Regions from separate parts of the Homo sapiens genome. Here region 2 is linked to region 1. A link is a loop called in an ENCODE intact Hi-C map of the cell type or tissue named here. Cell type or tissue: heart right ventricle. All regions are shown on one strand. Each heading gives the region's core, and the rest is flanking DNA. Links, peaks and the distances in the headings are about the cores only. Region 1 overlaps TBC1D5 (TBC1 domain family member 5). Region 2 overlaps TBC1D5 (TBC1 domain family member 5).

Region 1 (7,923 bases), core at 1,799-6,798:
TGGGCAACAAAGCGAGACTCGGTCTCAAAAACAAACAAACAAACAAACAAAATTCATATATCAGTAGAAAACAAGCATACCTGATGGCAATCACTTCTCTATGAAAATACTTCCAAAGTTATTCAGCAACTATCCCACAGTGTTTTTATCTCAAGAAAGTTTTGTATTATAAAAGGAAAAATACAGGGCGGGGGAAAAAAAAACCTTTGTGCATCTTCTACCCAAAAGGAACAGTAAGACAAATGTTAATAAAAATACTATCATTATCTGCCAATCAACACTTGTCTTCAAAAGATGCTTTTGTAGAGTCTTTGTAGCTACTGTTGAGGGGAGAAAATGTACTAAACATAAACATGGTAGGGAAAAGAGTAGAGAATGTTGCTATTAATTTATTCCTCCGTGTAACAAAGAGTTGCTTTATGATTAAAGCTCTAAACAAGAAAATTATTATTATAACAATAAATAATAATAAAGCCATTCATTCATCTGGGCTAACATAATAAAGAATTATATGTGTTACTTAAGCTACAAAACATACAATTAAAATACTTACTTTTTGAAGCCCATTGAAGTATAAATTATAAGGTAAGGTACCCCTAAGGAGGTAGCACTCTCCAAATACCTTTAAATTTACCTATTGAAAATTATTTTAGACAGTAATAATTTGTTAAACCTTGGTTATTAATTTTAAACTACTTCCAACAATCTTTATTAAATTATCAAGTGGTGGCCAGGCAGGGTGGCTCATGCCTGCAATCCCAGCACTTTGGGAGGCGGAGGCAGGTGGATCACCTGAGGTCAGGAGTTAGAGACCAGCCTGACCAACATGGTGAAGACCTGTCTCTACTAAATACAAAAAAATATATAGCCGAGTGTGGTGGCGCATGCCTGTAATCCCAGTTACTTGGGAGGCTGAGGCAACAGAATCACTTGAACCTGGGAGGCAGAGGTCGCAGTGAGCCAAGATTGCGCCATTGCACTGCAGCCTGGGCAAGAGAGCGACACTCCATCTCAAAAAAATAAGATAAAATAAAATAAATTATCAATTGGCAATTTCTTTTCTATATCTTATTTGTACTATGGTGCAGAGAATTGGTATTTCTTCTGTTCAGTGATGTACACTACTACTAGTCATAAAACATTTAAAAGTAAAGATATCTAAAAACGAGTCCTTGTTCATTTTAATGAGTTTTCTCTATAATAAATATATGAATAAAAATGGAGACATTAACAATTAAGAAAACAAGCCTTTAGTATGATTTTTATTAAAAGTTGCAAAAGTCATACTATAAAATTCAACAAATATGTAACAAGTTGTAACTTCAGTCACCCATTCAATATAGTTGTTTTAATAATGAATGGCGCAGGCGCTGTGGCTCACGCCTGTAATCCCAGCACTTTGGGAGGCCAAGGCTGTTGGATCACTTGAGGTCAGGAGTTCAAGACCAGCCTGGCCAATATGGTGCAACCTCGTCTCTAGTAAAAATACAAAAATTAGCTGGGTGTGTAGTGCATGCCTGTATTCCCAGCTACTCGTGAGGCTGAGGCAGGAGAATGGCTTGAACCCAGGGGGCGGAGGTTGCACTGAGCCAAGATTGAGCCACTGTACTCCAACCTGGGCAACACAATGAGACTCTGTCTAAAATAATAATAATAATAATAATAGTAATAATAAGAATAATAATAATAATGAATGGCTTCCTACTATCCTTTTGCAAAGTGGATTGTCATGTGAAAGATACAATTAATCCATTTTACTTCACAATCTCTAATGGTTTTTCATAGGCTTCCTGTAAAACAATTTAATATGAAGGATGATGACCTCATGAGTATCAAAATTGACTAATATTCTGTTTACGTGGATAAATGATACATTGTTATCAAATCAAACCTCTTAAATCATTGAGTCTTTCCCCTTCTATGTGCTTTGGAATTATTACTAAAGTATTTGTTAGGAAAATATTTACTACTATGAATATGTGTTAAATGGGTAAGGTCAGGGTTAAAAGCGGGCCATTTAAGAATACTGATTTCCCCATTACCTTGCTGATTCCTATCTGCAGTAAAAGTTTACTTTAGGATACTGATTCCACTGCCTATAATTTCAGTCTTCTACATCACTCTGAAATACCACTACACTGTTAAAAATGGTCATGTTCATCTGAATTGAAACACACCTGTAAAAGTTAAACAAGACTCAATAAATATTTGAAATTTAAAACACAGGGTACACACACAAAGTTAAAAACAACAACAACAACAAAAAAAAAAAACACCACAGAAGGTCTTCTTCTACAGCTTTACCCACAGTCAAGGTAAGAAGCACTCTAATCTACAATGCTTACTGCATGGCCACAATTAAAATTATGGTAAAACAAAATGTCATAAAATAATTTCAAAATTTTTTAATCCAATATGTTATATGTTTAGTTCTTGGGGCAATCTAACTACTGTGAGTCACAAAATGTTATTTTGCCATAAAGATAAAGCACTTACATATCTGTGAACATCACCAAATACCACATAATATAAAGTGAAGATATCAATAAACTGTCATCACCCTGACTTTTACAATGTGCCTGCAATAAAATGTGACTATAAATTTATGTCATGTTCACATGAAACTAAAACCAAAAAAAATCCCAGTTCTCTTCCTCTTCCATCTATAATTTAAAAATTTATTTGAAAAAAATATTACAAAACTTTCAATATATAGCTTTAATTAAAAAACAAGTATTAAACACTAAGAAAACAGTAAATAGCTCTGTGTGTGTGTGTGTATGTGTGTGTATTTAAGTGCATAAACATGCACTCTCTCTAATATACACACATACAGCAAAAGATTTCCTCCCATGGCTACACCATTGCTTTGCAGACAACAAGCTAATTTGGGTTCCTATCATGCTGATCGGTCATACAGCAATACAAAACAGAAATAAGTAAAGACGACCATCTGCTTGTTAGCTGAAACTATAAAAGTATATCTTTTTAATAAACAATAAAATTAGTTTGACAGGGCAGAGACCACCTGAATAGAAAATCAAATATTTCATGTTATTTAAGGTGTATGTCTGCTGGCTATTAAAATACTCCTCTTTAATTTATTACAGCAACACACACAATACTCATGTCATCCTCATTTTCTAAATCAATAATCAGCACAGCATGCTTCATTAACAGTGACCAATCACGGATGAGCTGGGGATCTCATTTTACAACATGAGCATTCCTAAGACATAAACCATCTGCTACTTGTAGTAACAGAAAAATCAAATTAATCCATTCTTATCATGCATTCAGATTTTAAAGCAATTAAAGATGCTCTTAGTGTAATCGCAGCCACAGAAGTAGTTCTGTAATGAGGGAAGCAAACTCTTCACTGAACTTTCTGTCATTCTCAATACATTTGAAAACTTTACAAGCTTTCTGCACTCCAGTGGGCCATTGTTCTCTGAACACAGATGTTGAAAACAACAAGCAATTTTTATTAAACATTTAATCTTTGCACATTTGAAGGAGTTTAAATACTGAACAGTGATCAAAACATAAAACATATAAACACAAAAAACAACTGCGTATTAAAATAAGGCATAATGTCTACTTTAAACTTATAATAAGAAGAAATTCACAGATGAAGTTTTTCTGATTCCTTAAACTTCTGCCCTTACCCCTTTTATTTTCTAACACATATGGTATGTGTTGATACCATCTTCAACATCTGCAGCACCTGAGCAATGGCATGGGAAACCTTGTTTCTGAGCAGTATACATTTGTAGTTTTATGTAAATTTATTCCCTTAGGCTGTCTCTAATATGTGAAAACTGTTACTCAACAACTAAAATTTGAATATACAGAACATCAGTCCTTCCAGATGATTAACACAAGGACCTATGATCTTAAGAGAGAAAAAAAAAAAGGTAATAACAATCACCGAAGTATCAAAGAAGTAAGCTTTATAAAGCAAAGGAACTAACATGGCTGGACAAAGCTCCCTCCTGTTAGAGACCTTATGCTTCAAAATCATAATTCAAGTAGAGAATTTTGGAAAGATTTCAAAGGAAAATCAAAATAATTATTAGTTTCTGAATAAATTGTATAAATCATCTTCCTAAATCAAACAGCACACTAAGGATGTATAGGAGTTGACTAGACCAGGTTGAGGGGAAGAACATTCTGGAGGTTGAAGTAAGCAGAAAGGCAAATCATGAAAGAAGACATTCATTCCAAGAGCAATTACTAAAAATGGAACACATGCCTGGCACTATTCTAGGCCCTAGGACATAGTACTAAATAAGACACTAGTCTCTGACCAAATAGAGCTTAAATGCTACTGGTGGGAGACAGAAAATAAACAAATATAAAAACACCAGGTGGTGGTGCTAATAGCTATGATAAAAATTTCAAAAAGTTGATGAGATGGAGAGAGAATGGGGTCTATTTTAGACTGGGTATTCAGATATCTGAAGAGGTGACATTTAAACAGAGTTGAGTGACAAAAAAAGGAGTTTGTCATGGGAGTTTGGATGAAGGTTATTTATTCCAGTGAGAAAAAACAGGTAATACAGAGGCCCAAAGGCAGAACTGAGCTTTGGAATAAATCCAGAATTCCAGGGCTAGAGAAATAGTATATCCTAACGCATAACATGAAAATTTTGCATTTACCAGTGTTTTTGTTTACTATTAATGTTTTAGCCTGAAATCCTGCCTGGGAGACAGAAAATATACTGTTATTATACAAACTCAGTAAAAAATACAAAATTGACTACATGATAGGTGTTTACTCTTTATTAGATTAACAGACTAAGCACAAATATACTTGGGGCACCATATTTCAGACAAAAGAGAGATGGGTAAGAAAGAGAGGGAATGGTGTCATGTGTCCCTGCTGCTATTTAAAGAACTCTCCATAGTCACTGTAAAGAGGTCACCAGTCAATACACAAAGTCCTTAGCCAATGCCGTAAGAACTGCAATTCTTATCTTTTAAAATGTTCCTTGTAAAACTACAATGAGATTCTATTTTTTACTTGTTACACTGGCAAAAATCCAAAAGTCTGGCAACACACATTAGTAGTAACACTGGGAAAGACCAGCTTTCCCTCCACACATTGCTGAAAAAAGTAGGAAATGGTACAACACCAAGGGAGGGGGATTTGTACTATTTAACAAAACTACAAATGTATTTTCTCTTGATCCAGAAAATCCAAAATGGAAATTATTCCTGCAAGTCTAACAGCACACACATATATATGTACATGTCCCAAATCTCCAAAAACCACAAGCAATATCCTAACTTTGACACAAAGTCGTTTTTGCAACAAAATTTGACTTGAATTGATATAAAGCTATTTATGGTCTTTATTTAACCAACAGTGTGAATAATCACACATTTCCCATCAGAAATAGTAACTTATTTGTTTACTGAGTGCTGCCTCCACTGGAAGTATTCTGTAATTTTAGAACATGTATCATGTTAACAATTCTAAAATCCCGAAAATTATGAATACCAAAACATTTAGTCCCCTTGCGGGTTCAGATAAGAGACTTAGGACCTATATAATTCATTACAATATTGTTTACAGAAGGTAAATGTTGACAACAATCCAAGTATTTACCAATAGGGAACTTGTTGAATTTTCTATGGACAAGTGCTCCTTCCTTCCCTCTTTTAAATCCTGTCAACATCTATTCCCTAAACATTCAGCCTACTACGTCAGTTTAAGGATGTAGTATCTTCTGTTTCTATGGCACGTACTATTTTTAGTCAACTTTCACCTCATCTGTCTCCTAAATTAAGGAATACAAGGACATATAAGATAGAATCCCTATTCTACAGCACCATAACATATTTGGTGAGAAAAGACTGCATTGAATAACCTAAAATGTACATAACAGCTTGAGGTCATCAAGAAGAGGTTATCAGTCAATATAAAAAGCCATTAACGAAGCCCATTACTTACCATTTCACTAATCCATTCTTTTAAAGGAACTCACCCGAAACATCGTTTGGAAATAATCTTTCAAATAAATTATAACGCAACTCACAGAGGAGTAATGTGGGAGACCAGTCAGAGTTCTAATGGCTGCTCACAGCTAATGAAACCAGTGGGGAAGCTCTCCTGGGGTGAAGCTGGTACATGTCCTCAAAGGATAGTGAAATGGCAAAAGAAAACACTACTGTAGGCAGGAAGTTTTATCTAAGAGGCTTAGTTTGATCATACTCTGGTTGAGGTGAAGCACAGGGATACAACTTTACTTTCCTATTATTCTTATGTTATGCTCAGGAACATGTTCTAGAAAACCAACAAAGGTTACTGACGAATATATATACATTCTTTATTCTCCCCCATCATGGAGCACTTTTCTGCACTTGGGTACTGAGTAAAAACTTTACACAAATGGGATTTGGCCTGGATCCTAAAAGGCATGCAGAATTTGGATACTAAAAACCACATCTACTTTCTCCCTAAAATCTTTCCATGCTTGTGTCACTGACAGTTTCCTTGTAATTCATAAAGCCCTTCCATTATCTCTTCTTTTCATATATTTAATATCTGTGCTTTTTTTTTTTCTTTTTTTTTGGAGACAGAGTCTCACTCTGTCGCCAGGCTGGAGTGCAGTGGCGCGATCTTGGCTCACTGCCACCTCCGCCTCCCAGGTTCAAGCGATTCTCCTGCCTCAGCCTCCCAAGTAGCTGGGATTACAGGCACGTGCCACCACGTCCAGCTAATTTTTGTATTTTTAGAAGAGATGGGGGTTTCCCCATGTTGGCCAGGATGGTCTCGATCTCCTGACCTTGTGATCCACCCTCCTAGGCCTCCCAAAGTGCTGGGATTACAGGCATGAGCCATTGCGCCAGGCCTTGTGCTTTTTTTTTTCTAATGCAAGTTGACAATGAATTTATTAACTCTGTAATCCAAAATGTATCTGAGACAAGTCTCAATCAATTTAGAAGTTTATTTTGCCAAAGTTAAGGAATACGACACATGGCACAGCCTCAAGAGGTCCTAAGAACATGTTCCCAAGGTGGCTGGGTTATAGCTTGATTTTATACGTTTCAGGGATACATACGACATGAATCAATATATGTGAGGTATACACTGGTTCTGTCCAGAAAGGCGGGGCATCTCAAAGCAAAGGGGGCTTCCAGGTCATAGGTGGATTCAAAGATTTTCTGGTTGGCAATTAGCTGAAAGAGTTAAGTGGTCATCTTCAGAGGCAATAGATGGCAACTGTTTCTCCTATTAAATCTTTAAAAGGTATTGGACTCCCAGCTAATCTCTTCAGGATCAGAAAAACAGCTGGGAAAGGAATGGGACTGTGATTCTATTCAGAATGTAAACTTCTCCCACAAGAGATAACCCTGAAGGGCCATTTCAAAACATGTTAAATATGGGGTAAAATGCTTTGATTTCTTACAGGGCCTGCTATCTGTCATGTGATGCTATACTACAATCAGGGTGGTATTTGTTATCTTAGTGCTACAAAGAGTCTGTTTTGTCAGTCTTCTAATCTCTATTTTAATGTTAATGCTGCTCAGTTTTGTGCCTGAACTCCAAAGCAAGAAGAGTACAAACAAGCCATGACCGACCTTTCCATTCCTGTCATGGCCTGAGCAAGTTTTTCGGGGTTCTTTGGAATCCCCTTGGACAACAAGAGGATCCATTCAGTTGATTGGGGGCTTAGAATTTTATTTTTGGTTTACATCTCTAACCACTGAAATTGCTGATATTTAATAGTTTGGTTTTTTTTTTGAGACAGGGTCTCGCTCTGTCACCCAGGCAGTGGCGCAATCTCAGCTCCCTGCAACCTCTGCCTCCCAGGTTTAAGTGACTCTCCTGCCTCAGTGTCCCAAGTAGCTGGGACTACAGGTATGTACCACCACACCTGGCTAGTTTTTTTGTATTTTTAGTTAGAGACAGGG
Region 2 (5,000 bases), core at 1-5,000, 72 kb before region 1:
TATTTACATATCATAAATGTTCATTTATTTTTGAATTAGTATCTGTGAAAAATTGATGGTATTAATGGCCCAATTACTCCCTTCCTAAACATATGACATTCAGGGTGTGACTTTCCAGCTTCTTCCATCAAAAGGTAGTGGCAACATAGTAATACTGAGTCTTCTAATCCATGAACATGAAATGTCTACTTATTTATAACTTTCCTTAATTTCTTCCAGTATTGTTTTATAGTTGTCAGTGTACTTCCTCTACTTTTGGTGTTAAATGTATTCCTAAATATTTAGTTCTTTTAATGCTATCATGAATAGAATTTTTGCTTAAAATTATTATAGGATTGTTCACTGCTAGTATACAAAAATACAATTTTTGCTACCTCTAACAATTTTGCTACCTCTAGCTGGCTTTGTTACTTGTCTTGGCCAAGAAAATGTGGCAGATCTGACAAGGTCACAGTACCAAGTCTAGATCTCATGAAATCCTGAAACCTGGCAGTTTGTTTACTTGGAAAGCTGACATCACCATGTAAACAAGTGATGGCTACCCTGCTGGAGGATGAGACATGTAGCTTACTGAATCTCCAGACACAAGTGACACAATCTTAGATCATCCATTGCTTAGACACGTAAGCAAGCTCAGCTCAGAGTAAGAGAATTACTCAACTTGCTCACTTTACCATTACCCATAATAAATGCTTACTATATTGTGTAACAAGTTTAGAAACAGTACGTCATACAAACCAAGTTAACTGATACACTATCTATGAATAACATGAAATATTAATGCTTGGTAAATAAATGGCTACACAGCTCATTTTAATCACTGAGCTAGATATATGTCATCTGAAAACATGCAAAGGCTGGACGTGGCGGCTCACATCCATAATCCTAGCTTTTGGGGTGGCAGAGGCAAGAGGATTGTTGAGCCCAGGAATTCAAGACCAGACTGGGCAAAGTACTGAGACCCTGTCTCTACAAAAATAAATTTAAAAATTAGCCAGGCATGGTAGCACATACCTGAAGTCCCAGCTACTCCAGAGACTGAGAAAAGAAGATCACTTGAGCCCAGAAGGTTGAGACTGCAGTGAACTGTGATCGCACCACTGTGCACAAGCCTGGGTGAGAGACACCCCATCTCAGAAAAAATAAAGAAAGGAAACACTTTCAAACAATATATCAAGGTGTAGTTCAAGAAATGATTCAAAACATAATATTAAAGTTGCAAAACTCTGTGATACATTTTTACTGAAAACTATCTGATAAATGGAATAAACATGTTTGAACTTTAAAAATCAGAAAAGAGGTCAGTCATGGTAGTTAACACCAGTAATCCCAGCACTTTAGTAGTCCGACATGGATGGAGCCCAGGAATTTGAGACCAGCCTGGGCAACAGAGTGAGACCCCATCTCTACAAAAAAATTAAAAAATTAGCCAGGTATGCTGTTATGTACCTGTAGTCCTAGCTACTCAGGAGACGGAGGCAGGAAGATCACACTGATTTCAGCAGTGGCCTGTTTGGTGGGGCCACTGTGAAGATGCTGGGTGCAGTGGGGGAGGCGCTAGCTGGGGCTGCATGCTCTATGAACCTGCGGGAGCGAGGGACAGGCAGGGAGCCCCTCTTCCTATCAAGTAGGCAGGGCTGGAGCCCCACGCTCTGGGGCACAGCTATAGCCACACAGCTCCAGACCAAGGAATCCCTGTGCTCTTGGGGTCCCAGGAAGCCCCTTGTCCCTGCAGCTTTGAAAGTGCCTGATCCTGTGGCCTGGCCTCTCCCTGCTCCTGGTGTCCGCTCTCTGGAGTGAAGCAAAGCTGTGGCTGAGTCCGGGCACTATTACGACCCAGCTGGGTGTGCACACACATAGGGCGGCACTGTCATGCCGGCCCCCTGCCACCTCAGTCCCTTCAGGACTTCGGGCACCAGCGAGCGCAGGAGAGAGGGTGATGAGCAGCTAAGGGTGGCTCAGCATGTGCCTGCAAGCACCCCTCAGCTCAAAAACCTGGGCGCCATGGATGACATGCTGATGGTGGCAGAAAGCAGACAGGCTCTCGGGCAGAAACAGGCAGCTCCCCAGTGAAGCCCCGCCTTAAAGCCAGGTATGGCCTGAAGCATGGGGGCCAGGCTGTCACTTCCAGGTGAAGCCCCTGCCAGGAGTGACAACTTATGGTGCTTTTTCCAGCCTGCCCTTGGACGAACCAGCATGTACTTCCTCCCTTCTGAGCCCATAAAAACCCTGGACCCAGCCAGGACTACCAGCTACGGGAAGGAGTTACCCACCTTGGGTCTCCTCAATTCATGGTGACAAACTGCCTGTGGAAAGGAGCTACCCACTCCAGGTCTCACCTCTGCTAAGCGCTGGACATTCATTAGGACAACCTGCTTGCAGAAAGGAGCTACCCACTGCAGCTCTCCTCTCCACTGAGAGCTGGAGACTCATTGGGACTACCTGCCTTCAGAAAGGAGCTACCCAGTGAGGGTCTCCTCTCTGCTGAGAGCTGGACACTAATCAGGATGACCTGCCTACGGAAAGGAGCTACCCACTCAGGTCTCCCGAGAGCTGCCGTTACTCACTGAAGCTCCTCTCTGCCTTGCTCACCATCCAGTTGTCCGTGTACCTCATTCTTCCTGGATGCAGGACAAGAACTTGGGACCTGCCAAATGGCAAGACTAAAAGAGCTATAACACAAATGGCTTGAAACATGCTCCCCCACTGCTCACCACATTGTGGGCAATCAAAAGGAGAGAAGAGCTAGGGCCCTTCAGGGACCCTAGAGTCAGGGGCTCCCTGAACCAGGGTTGTGACAACCTCTTTGGGGTTCTGTGGTTCCTGCTTTCTCCAAGCTTCCGGGTGCCATCATGTTCCCCTCGTCCAGATGTGGGTGCCCACAATGGAAGTCACGTGCAGTACATCTGATCAAGCCGCAGCTTTGCACAGAGCCAGCATCTGTACCGGCACCTAGGGCTGCCCGCCCCACCGAAGCAGCTGACGTGCCTGGCTGCGTGCAGTGGCCAGAACCCATACTTGCTCCACTCTGTGCCTGGCTCACCCTTGGAAGGCATGGGATTTGGGTGAGTAGCACGAGCCAAGCACAGCCTGCCAAGCCAAGTGGATGGAACAAGTCCAGCAGGCACAAGCAGTACTCAGGTAAAAGGCACCGCCTGCCACAGAGGTTTCCAGCTGGCAAAGCAACACCCCAAGTAGCCCATGACAACTTAAGCCTGTGAAGTAGAGGTTGCAGTGAGCCATGATCTGCCACTGCACTCCAGCCTGGGCCACAGAGCGAGACCTGTATAGCTTATCTTCACAGAGTATGTCCCAAATTATGCCTCTCACCTTTTTAAAACAAGATAGGAAACACTTATTTCAGAAAAATTAACAATGCCACTCTTCGTAAGAATAACTATGTAGAATAAATATGCTATAAGCCTTAAAAATGTATTGTATTAAAATACTTCAATGTTGCGTTTCTGGCAAATGACTTTATTTTTTTTTGAGACGGAGTCTCGCTCTTGTCGCCCAGGATGGAGTGGAGTGGAATGGCACGATCTTGGCTCACTGCAACCTCCACCTCCCAGGTTCAAGCGATTCTCCTGCCTCAGCCTCCCAAGTAGCTGGGATTACAGGCATGTGCCACCACGCCTGGCTAATTTTTATATTTTTAGTAGAGACGGGGTTTTACTATGTTCGCCAGGGTGGTCTCGAACTCCTGACCTCAGATGATCCACCAGCCTTGGCTTCCCAAAGTGCTGGGATTACAGGCATGGGCCACCGCGCCTGGCCGACTCATTTATTTAAATAAATTAAGATACAAAGAAAATGATCCTTAAATAAACGCCTTCAGAACACAATTGTCTGAGCATTGAAAGGTGTTTACTATGGAAAACAATGATCCAAAACTTAAACAAGAGTCATGTATTTTGATATCTGATAACATATACCAAAAGCTCTGTTCAAATGTTCCCTATAACGTGTACCTTAAGGCATAGTTTAAAAGACAAAAAACTTCTTAAAGTCATTTAAAAATAAATAATATTAAGTGATTAATAATAAGGTACTGGATATAGAAAGGTAAACACAGAGACACTTATTAGCAAAGAAATAGGGAGAAATTAAAATAACCCTGCAATACTTTTGTGTATGCAATTTATCAAGAAATGTTGAAAGAGAACAAAACAAATGTTGGCTCATTCTGGAGCTTCTTTGTCATCATTAATGTATTCAGGTTTTCACAGCTGAACTGCTATACTTTGAAAAGATTTTCATGAAAGGAAATTCATATTCAATGTTTAAACAAAGCTGTCAGGTTACCAAGATTAAAATTCGTTTGAGTGTCCAGAAAATATTTTCTTAAAAAATAAAAATAAAAACTAAGTTGGTCTTTATTTGCAAACAAAATAAAAGAAGGCTTTGTTTACCAGTGTGTATTTATTTTTGGAGCAAATATAGAGAAAGAATAATTTTAAAGCAAAAGACGAACTATTTTATATGGCTATTTTTTCATTACTAGTTCTGTTTCTCAAATTGATACAAATGATCTCCTTCTGTTTCTGTCTGTCTGCTTGCCTTGTCAGTACAACTAATTGTCAGGATTGGGGAGATCTCCTATATCTAAACAGAAGACGTGCAGTTTGTAACCTGCTTAATTCGCCTTATGTCCTACATGCCCTCAGTATGGTGTTCATTAAAGTCTCAGATGTTTTGTTTGTATCAGTGGCAGCCTAAGCACAGGCTTATTTTTCTTTGTTAAAAGGCCAGATTGTGCATAAATATACACCTAATCTATGTGAATGTGTGTATATGTGTGTTTAAATGGCAAAAAATTACCATGCATGTAAATACTTCTTAGTGTTTCCATCGCTTGCTCTCACACCCGAACTTCGACTATTGCCTAGATGTAAGAACAGCACCCCTCAGGCTTTACAGAGAACTTTAATATAACAGCCATCTCTAAAATTAGATAAACCATATAAGAACTGCAAGTTGTTATAAATGAATTCTATGGA

Evidence for each region. A loop is a pair of places that touch in the nucleus more often than their neighbours do. Peaks named below come from ENCODE experiments on the same cell type or tissue, not always from the same donor. Only the 100,000 strongest peaks of a DNase experiment are listed, where the experiment ranks them.
Region 2: it touches region 1 in a loop (3-fold over the local background); 1 of 110 quality-filtered maps calls a loop at or near these places.

The regions. Positions count from the first base shown.
Region 1 is chr3:17,548,288-17,556,210 of GRCh38, forward strand. All of the region lies in intron 2 of TBC1D5 (TBC1 domain family member 5), which reads right to left. Among named protein-coding and RNA genes, the nearest start is that of TBC1D5, 190 kb to the right of the region's middle. In heart right ventricle, for the core only: no CTCF peak of the experiment used is centred there; no DNase peak of the experiment used is centred there; H3K27ac peaks cover 1,701 bases.
Region 2 is chr3:17,478,264-17,483,263 of GRCh38, forward strand. All of the region lies in intron 3 of TBC1D5 (TBC1 domain family member 5), which reads right to left. Among named protein-coding and RNA genes, the nearest start is that of TBC1D5, 260 kb to the right of the region's middle. In heart right ventricle, for the core only: no CTCF peak of the experiment used is centred there; a DNase peak (open chromatin) is centred at 3,088.